Linked DNA regions of Homo sapiens: region 2 is linked to region 1. The links are chromatin contacts, found by Hi-C or POLR2A ChIA-PET in ENCODE. All regions are on one chromosome and are shown on one strand. Each heading gives the region's core, a stretch centred on a gene start or an enhancer-like site at or near the end of the contact. The rest is flanking DNA. Distances are from core to core; before and after follow the strand shown.

Region 1 (4,622 bases), core at 1,663-4,162:
AGAGTTCAAGACCAGCCTGGACAACATGGCGAGACCCCGTGTCTACAAAATAAAATACAAAGATTAGCCAGGCATGGTAGCTGGCGCCTATAGACCCAGCTACTCAGGTGGCTGAGGTGGGGGGATCGCTTGAGCCCAGGAGGTCAAGGCTGCAGTGAGCTGTGATTGTGCCACTGCACTCCAGCTTGGGCGATACAGCAAGACCCTGTCTAAAAAAAAGAAAGAAAAGAAAAGAAAATTGAATTGAAGCCCTAACTTTGGTCAGAAAGGAACAGAGCATATAATATTCTTTGGAATATTTTTAAAAGCACACATACAACTAAATATTTAGAAAAGAGCCTGTGGTAAACCCCACTAGGGATGTCCTTGATTCTGGGCCCTGAGGTCTCCTCTCCATCCCACCCGCCCCCAGGCCCTGGGCTTTGCATCTGCCCATCCTCTCAACAAGGATGGCCTGGGCTGGCTCTTGGGAGGCTGTGGGAGCTCGGGGACCCGTCTGTCTTGTGGCAGATTAGAAAGATGTCATTTTGCCAACAGTGCCATTTATCATGGCAGCTGCAAAAATTAGTGATGCTTGGTGTGTAAGTGTTGGGTGGGGGTGGGAGCTGGCAGGTGACAGCAGCCAATGCTCCCCAGTGTTACCAGGTCAGGGAACTGCAGGCCAACCTCTGAATAGGGGCTTTCTGATTTAACACTTAGCCCAGGTGAAGGCCCTCTGTTGGAAAGATGAGGAAGCTGGCGCTCGGAGCCTGGAAATAACTTCGGCCACGTGATAATTTTTTTTTGTGACAGGATCTTGCTCCGTTGCCCAGGCTGGAGTGCAGTGGCACAATCTTGGTTCACTGCAGTAGCTGGGACTACAGGCACATGCCACCAAACCTGGTTAATTTTTAAATCTTTTTGTAGAGACGTGGTCTTGTTATGTTGCCTAGGCTGGTCTCGAACTCATGGCCTCAAGTGATCCTCCTGCTTGGGCCTCCCAAAGTGGGATTACAGGTTTGAGCCACCATGCCTAGCCCACATGACAAATTAATGGTCCATCTCTAAATAAAGGTCTAGGTTCTGTGTGTGACCAGGACCAGGGCTCATCTAGGGTGAAGTGCTTTACTTCTATTAGGAGTAAGTATTATTTTTGCCTTTATGGCTCAGTCTAGGACAGACCTTCAGCCTGGCCCCAGCTGCCACCAGACAGAGGCAGGATTGGGAGCTGGCCCTGGAGCTAGGACTCACTCTTGGGGTAGGTTTATGGTCCCAAGAGAAGGGGAGAAGGAGGATGGAGGGTTCAGAAGGAATATTGGGGGGGGGTGAAGATGTTCAGATGAGAGGTGGCCCCGCAATCAAAGGGATGCCGACTCCAGGGAAGATGAATGGGGCCTCCCTTGTGCCTCGGCCTGCAAAATGACAGGGTCATTTAGCTTGGGATTGACCTTTGGATGAAGCAGTCCCATCACTTGACATTGCCTTTCCTGTGGTAGTGCCCCCAGAGAGGTGACTTGCAGAAGGTCAGGCACGGCCTCCCAGGTCTGGCCGACTGCTGCGTGGCCCCTTCTGAACAACTCAGGGGGTTCTCGCTTGACCTTGCAGGAAGCCCTGGTTTGATCCTTGTAGGACTTGAATCTGTATCTTCAGGTCACTAGACTCCGGAGCCTGGCACTTGATCACACACAAAGCCCCCATCCGTGCATTCATTCATTCAACAAACATTTGCTAAGCTCCTGCCCTGTGCCAGGCTCTGGCTGGGTCCGGGGGTACGAAGACTTGGTCTTCACCTGGAGCCCTGGCCTCCAGGAGGTCTGAGGCTGTGTCCGTGAGAGGGTGGGAATTCACCCTCTCCCACCACGAGCAGATGTTGGAGGGTGGATGAGGCTCGGTGCCTGGCAGGAGACCCACCTGAGGTTCCTCTCTTCTCTCTAGGGGGCAAGACAGGCCTGGCTCCATGTTGGGTTACCTCAGCCAGGGCTTGGTGGTGACATCACAGTCCCACGAGCCTCTTGGACACTGGCTGGGGTGGGGGCTGGTCTGTTGTTCCACTGTTGCTGGAGGGAACCCCAAGGCCAATCACCACTCAGGTTCCCAGGACCTGGGGGGATGGTGGCCCTGGGCCAGGAGCAGAAGAGGGGCCCTGCCTGCAGGGACACATGGACACACCATCTGGAGGCACACAGGTAGGGGCTGTGCACACACACGTCCCTTACCGCACACACGTGGGGCAAGACACACACACAAATGCACAGACCCACACCTTACTCTACACACACACACCTGGTACCACCACTGCCTTCAAACACCCTGCCCCATCCCTCTCTCCCAGGCATCTCATCTCATGCACAGATACGTGCCCACCCAGGCTCACTGGCGCCCCTCACTGCCCTGGAGTAGTAAATCCACAAACCATGAGATGTCCCGACATGCAGAGAGAGGTGGGATGGGTGATGGGAGGGAGGTCAGGAGAGTCCCTGCATTCCCCCAGGAGAGGGGACCGCTGGCTGCTCTCAGCCCGCCAGCCTGGGACCTGGCCTCTGGGCGCTGTGCACGTGGTCGTGAGAGGGCACCCCCATGAAGACAAGCCAGGTCCCCACTCCTGCTCCCAGCACTCACAGACACCCACTCTCGGGGCTGCTCAGGTACGGGAGGACTAAACAGGAGCTCCTGCCACCCGGCTCCTTTCGGGGTGTGGTGGGGGGCTGGTGGGAGGACACATCCCCCTGAGTCCGTGGCCCTGCTCACTGGTGGAGAGTTGCCCGCCCTCCCGTTCCTTCTGCTCCCTCTTCCTCTCCACGCCCACATCCTCCCAGCTGGCCTTTCTCTCCCCCAGATCCTCTCCCATGACCAGGTTTCCTCTCTCTCTCTCTCTCTCTCTCTCGCTCCCTGTGTCCCTGTGACCTACTTATGCTCTAGAATAATGATCGACATTTTCAATTACCCCCAAAGTAACAGCCGTTCTTGGGGCCTGGCGGAGGACGGCTGCATGGGCGTGGGCACGGGCGCTGGTTTGAGTGTGGGGCCTGCGGGTGGTGGGGGTGGGGACGCCCATGGTCCCACTGTCCTTTGTTTGCTTTTTCTCATCCGGAGCCTTCAATTTTTCCTGGAAGATTGGAAGCACGTTTCCCTTCAGGGGAGGAAGGGAGATAAAACAGAGAAATAAAAACTGTCATCATTCTCTTGTAAACAGCGTAGAGCCAAGTGGGGGCTCGGCAGGAGAGAGCGACATGAGGGAGAGGCCAGGACAGAGAAAGGGGGCCGAGAGGGATGGGGTGGGGAGGTGAGCAGGAGCCCCCCCTCAAGGCCGGGTGGGTGGGTGTCCTGCAGGAAAGACTGATGGGAGGGGAATGAGGCGAGGTGAGGCTGATCCAGGGCTGGGGCCAGGTTGGGGGGTTGCGGTTTGAGGAGACACAGTGTCTGCTGAGTGCCAGGCAGGCCCTGGGAGGCAGGCGCTATTCTCCGAATCCCACCCTGCGCCAGGCTCTGGGGGTGCTGAGGTGAGTGACAGACATGTCTTTGCACTCTTGGGGCATAAACTCTATTGGAAACAAAGCGGTGGCTTCATGTGTTCAGCACTTATATCAATTGAGGCTCAGAGAGGGTGGGTGACCTGCCCGATGACACACAGCTGGAGGTGAGGAGACCAGGATCCCAGCCAGGTCCGTGTGACCGCAGTCTCCTTTCACACCACCTCCGCTGTGGGCACACTTGGCTCTTGCGTGACCTTGAGCAAGTCCTCACCTCTTGGCCATCAGTTTCCCCATCTGAAAAGCAGCCAGCATGCTGGCTCTCTGCAGGGCTGAGGGGAGCATCAGATGTCTGGATGTGAAGGACGCTCAGCTCTGGCTCTCTGGCGAGTTGGCGGGGGGACGGAGGAGCAAAGACCACCGGATGCTGGGAGAGGGACTGGCCGGCAGGGAAAGGAGGCCGGACCGCAGATTTACTCCCTGCTGCTGCCCAGTGGCAATAATTGGGTACTGCAGAGGGTGGGTCTGGAGGACCTTCTTCAGCTTGCAACAAGGCCAGAGCAGAAAGGTGCCTCTAGGGAGTGTTGTCTAGTCCTCCCGGCCCCATTTTGCTGATGCCCAGAGAAAGGAGGGACTCCTCCTCAGGTCATCCAGGGCAGAAGCTTGGGCTAGGCTTTCAGGGTAGGGTGCTTCCCTCCATCCCTGTGGCAATCAAGAAGCCCCCAGTCAGCTTCAGAGCAAGAGAAACAGAGTTCTACATCCTCTGCTTGATGCCACCACCTCCAGGGAGACTTCCAGGGTCTCCTCCAGTAGGAAGTGGCCTCACTCCTGCCCTGCAGTCCCACACTCAAACTCTCCTTGCTCCTCCTGCCCCACCCAACCATGACTGTCCTCCTGCCCGCAGCAAATCAGGCAGCGGGGCCCCTTGAGACACGAGAGATGGTGGAGAACCATTGTTACCACTCAGGGAGCATGTGCCAGGGGCCCACTCTGTCCTGCGGCTCTACCTGCATCCTCTCACTTGAACCTCGTAAGAACCTTGGTAAGTTGGGGTTATTTTGATCCCCATTTTTCAGGTGAGGGAACGGGCACAGAGAGTTTATGACCTTTACACACAGAGTGGTGGGGCATGGACTCAAACCCAGGTCTGTCTGTTCTCTGGAGAGGCACCTG
Region 2 (4,457 bases), core at 933-3,432, 2.1 Mb after region 1:
TGGTAAGAATTCTGCTTTTCCTGCATGCTGGGAATCATGAATCTTACACAACTTTCTCTCTTTCATGATCATTGCAGTCCATGGGGAGCCGCTGAGGAGTTGTAGGCAGGGGGGACGTGGTGGGATGTGCAAGGTGGAAGCTCACTCTGGCTGACAGGGAGGGACAAGGGTGGAAGTAGGGAGACCACCAAGGCAGGAAAGGGAGGACATCTGGACTGGGGAGGGACAGAGGGACGGAGCCATGGAGCAGATCTGAGAGCCACTCAGAAGGTAGGACCACGGAGCTCAGCAGCGAGTCCCAAGCCCAGCTTCATGGCCACGGGGAGGAAACAGAAGCAGTCCTGTCCCCCGGACTCTGGGCACCACAGGTCACAGCTAAGGCTGAAGCCAGATTGGATGGTCCAGTGCCAGAGAGAGGAGTATGGGGTCGGGGGGCAGGAGGGAGGCAGGGAATAAGTGACTATTTGTCATTGGACCTTTAGAGCTATTTGAGTATATTAATTTGACCCCAAGATTTCAACGAAAAAAAAAAGAAAGCACATTAGAGTCAGACTGCCACGGCCTTGGACATTCACTATCCACACCGCACAGGCAAGCTGCAGGCAGTTCACGACCCCTCAAGATAGTGCACCGAGTTGGTTATGTGGATGCAGATTTTTTCTGAAAAGTATGTTCTATTGAATTCTCAAAAGGGCCTGTGACCTGGCAATAATGATAATACTTAACATTTAAATACACTAACATGGTATATACCATATGATATAGATACAGACATAGACATACAGACACATAAACAGACATGGATACAGATACAGATCAACTCATTTAATCCTCTCAATGGCTCAAGGAGGAACATTGTATTGTCATGTCCATTTTATAGATGTAGGGACTGAGGTACCAGGAGGTTCAGTGGCTTGCTGAAGCTTGCTCAGTTAGTGAGATTTGAGTCTAGAGTTTCAGCCACAACTCTGGCCCCATCTGGTCTAATACTGAACTTGTCAGGTAGACAAATGAGACCCCGGGGCACAGAAGCGTTCACCCTGGGTTCCACCAACAGAGAGTGCTGGCCCCTGTGGACTCACAAACATCTGTGCTCCCAACCCTTCTTGGGCCTCTCACTTCAAGAGTAATAGGAAATCTCAAGGCCAGGTGCAGTGGCTCACGCCTGTAATCCCAGCACTTTGGGAGGCTAAGGTGGGCGGATTACTTGAGGTCAGGAGTTTGAGACCGGCCTGGCCAACATGGTGAAACCCCATCCCTACTATGAATACAAAAATTAGCTGGGCGTGGTGGTGGGGACCTGTAATCCCAGCTACTGGGGAGGCTGAGGCAAGAGAATTGCTTGAACCTGGGAGGCAGAGGTTGCAGTAAGCCAAGATATCACCCAAGGTCCAAAGAGCCTGGGCAACAGAGCAAGACTTCACCTCAAAAAAATACAAAAATAAAAACACAACAAAACACACACAAAAAAAGAGCAATAGGAAATCTTGGTCCCTCCCCTCATCCATGCCCACAGCTGGGAAGGTGGTTTGGTGCCAGGGACATCTCAGGAGCAGGTGTGGAGCAGGGGAGAGCTCCCACCCGCCAGCACTACCGCTGCTACTGACAACCTAGGTCCCAATGCAGGGAGAGCCCAGCCAGGCAGCCCTCAGCAGGGACAGTGTATTAGCCTGTTTTCATACTGCTATAAAGAACTGCACGAGACTGGATAGTTTGTGAAGGAAAGAGGCTTAATTGACTCACAGTTCAGCGTGGCCAGGAAGGCATCAGAAAGCTTACAATTACAGCAGAAGGTCAAGAGGAAGCAAAGAACCCTCTTCACAAGGTGACAGAAAAGAGAAGTGCTGAGCAAAGTGGGAAGAGCCCCTTATGAAATCATCAGATCTCGTGAGAACTCACTCACTATCACGAGAACAGCATGGAGGAAACCATTCCCATGATCCACGAATTACCTCCACCTGGTCTCTCCTTGACAGGTGGGGAAAATGGGGATGATAACTCAAGATGGGATTTGGGTGGAGACACAAAGCCTAACCATATCAGACAGGGATCCCCGTCCTCCATAACCATCCCTACTGTGTCCCTAGTCTCTCTTCCCCACCTCCACCCTCCGCTCCATCTGAGACTGAGGAACAGGAGCGGGCTGGTGACCTTGGGCGGGGCCTGGCACCTGGAACCTCAATTACCCTGCCTCTCCTCCCTGTAGTCCCACCCCCGAAAGTGTTGGGCCCTGCCCACTGGGATGTGTCCTCCAAGGCCTTGCCTGAGTCTGGCCCTGCCTCCCTCAGGAGTGTGTGAGCCCCTGAGCCAGGCTAAAGGCCACCTCCAGGGAACTGTGGCAGAGGCAGGAGCCTGGAGAAGAGGAGGGGGAGAGGAGGCCCATGGGCAGATGCTGGGCCCCCAGACCTCTGAGAGGGGCCTGAGCCAGTGCTCACACCTGGGTCTGAGAGTCCCCTGTAGGACTCCATGTGGGGCCAGATGACAGGATATGACAACATGGTATAAGTCAGGTGCCAGACCCTGAGTCTGCAGAGGCCCAGACAGGACCAGGGGCTTGCTCAAGACACCACAGAAGGTCCAGCTGCACCAGGGGAAGGGAAGCCTCGTGTCCCTGGATGGCAGGGGAGGAGGGATTGTCTAGGGCAGGGATGGAGCTTGGAGGAGGGCTAGAACTCTGAGAAGGAGGATCAGAGGGGCTTCCTGGAGGAGGAAGACACAGGAGGGGTCCCCAAGGTAGGGGTGTTCAGACAGGCTTAGAAGAGGAGGGCCACGAGCAGGACAGGTTCAGGCGAGGCAGGAGGTGGCCAGAGTCAGACCTCCTGATGGGGGTGTGTGGGGGACTTTGGACCAGAGCCTGTGAAGGCCCCATTGAGTGGAGAGTCCACTACTGGACCTACTCCTCCACCCAGGACAGAACCGAAACTGGTGCCAGCCTCAGCCTGGCAGGAAATTCCTGTTATCCTAACAGTCTGGGGAGGTTGGTCTGGGCCCCCTCCCCCCACCTCAGACTGGGGCCTGCAAGTCAGGGTTCTGTTTCACCACGGTCATCCCAGGGCAGGACTGTGGCCCTCCATAGCCCCACCCCACCCTGGGCCCCAGCAAGCAGCCCTGAACCAGATTTCCCCAGGTTCCAGCCTCCGCCAGCACAGAGCGGGCTATTCGTAGAGGGCTCTCTGCAGCAGCGGGTTGGCTCAGGGGTGCCAGCGTGGTCGGCAGTGTTCTCAGCTTTTCACTCTTGCAGGGAGTGGTTCTCCCACCCAGCATGCTCCAGTGAGCAGGGTGACCTGAGCAGCTGTGAATCTCCTCATCAGCTGAGCCCCCAGGTGGTCACAGGAGAGGAGGCTGCAGCAGACCCTCCCTCTGCCTCCCACAGCCCTGCTGCCCCTGGGCCACTCTGGCCCCCTCGTCATGGGAACCAAGGGTAATGATGGGGTAGCCCAGTGGACCTCATAGCCTAGACTGTATCATGTACATGGTGCTTCATGGGAGGTAAGGAACATGCTGGAGCCGGCGAGCCCCACCTGCCTCAGCCCCTCAAAGAAGGACCCCCAGAGGAGGGTGGGCCAGGCATAAGTCACCATCATAAGGAGGAATTTGTTGAAGAGAGCCCCATACTCCCCTTGAAAGAGATCAGAAACTCCAATGTTTTGGGGGGCTCAGTGGGCGCCAGGAGGGACACTGTCTGCTTGCAGGTTGGGTGTTTTGCTTGTAAATGGCTCGTGCCATTCTTTGGCTCCACAGAGGGAGAGATGCGCACTGTGTTGACAGGGCTCCTTGCATTTTAAGAGAACTTTAAAATGCAGAATTTGTGGTGGAATCTCTCAGGTTTTTGTTTTTTTGCTTTTTTTTGTTTTTTTTTTGAGGCGGAGTCTTGCTCTGTCGCCCAGGCTGGAGTGCAGTGGTGCCATCTCGGCTTACTGCAAGCTCCCGCCTCCTGGGTTCACACCACTCTCCTGCTTCAGCCTCCCGAGTAGCTGGGACTACAGGCGCCCGCCACCACACCCGGCTAATTTTTTGTATTTTTAGTAGAGACGGGGTTTCACCATGTTGACAAGGATGGTCTCGATCTCCTGACCTCATAATCTGCCCGCCTTGGCCTCCCAAAGTGCTGGGATTACAGGCATGAGCCACTACGCCCGGCCGGGATCTCCCAGGTTTTAAATGTTGACAACCAGGTCAAATTTCAAAAGAATGCATGGTTTAAACAAAACACATCCAGGAACCACACTGCGGGCCAGGAGATGGAAGCAAGGCATCCATGGTGTGGCCCAATTTTCCAGGGCTTCCTCGGCCCCATATCAGCAGGTGCGCTTATGGGAGCCCCTGCATGCCAGATGGGGGAAGCAAGCCTCAGGACCCCAGATCCCCAAAGACAAGGCACCACACTTTACGGCCCCTCCAGCATTTTCCAAAGGGTGGTCCAGAGAAACTTGTTCTTGGTGTTATTCATAGACCTT

What was found. Hi-C counts contacts between places; a loop is a spot of excess contacts on that map. ChIA-PET counts read pairs that join two places held with the same protein, here RNA polymerase II (POLR2A). Pooled maps may share reads with other maps.
Region 2: a map of Panc1 shows a loop between it and region 1 (16-fold over the local background). The contact joins two enhancer-like sites. A Hi-C loop is called at or near these places in 4 of 168 maps with a recorded cell type or tissue (GM11168, GM12878, GM23248 and 1 more), 1 of 37 single-sample maps with no recorded cell type and 2 of 50 pooled maps. POLR2A ChIA-PET finds 5 or more read pairs at or near these places in 1 of 52 experiments (HEK293).

The regions. Positions count from the first base shown.
Region 1 is chr15:75,729,044-75,733,665 of GRCh38, forward strand. It overlaps the pseudogene DNM1P35. Among named protein-coding and RNA genes, the nearest start is that of CIMAP1C, 7.3 kb to the left of the region's middle. RefSeq lists an enhancer at 2,288-3,219. Within about 2 kb of position 2,913, at least 7 of the 41 ENCODE cell types and tissues checked have a DNase peak (open chromatin) inside an H3K27ac peak, as active enhancers do.
Region 2 is chr15:77,857,314-77,861,770 of GRCh38, forward strand. No RefSeq gene overlaps it. Among named protein-coding and RNA genes, the nearest start is that of LINGO1-AS2, 200 kb to the left of the region's middle. RefSeq lists an enhancer at 1,902-1,951. Within about 2 kb of position 2,183, at least 3 of the 41 ENCODE cell types and tissues checked have a DNase peak (open chromatin) inside an H3K27ac peak, as active enhancers do.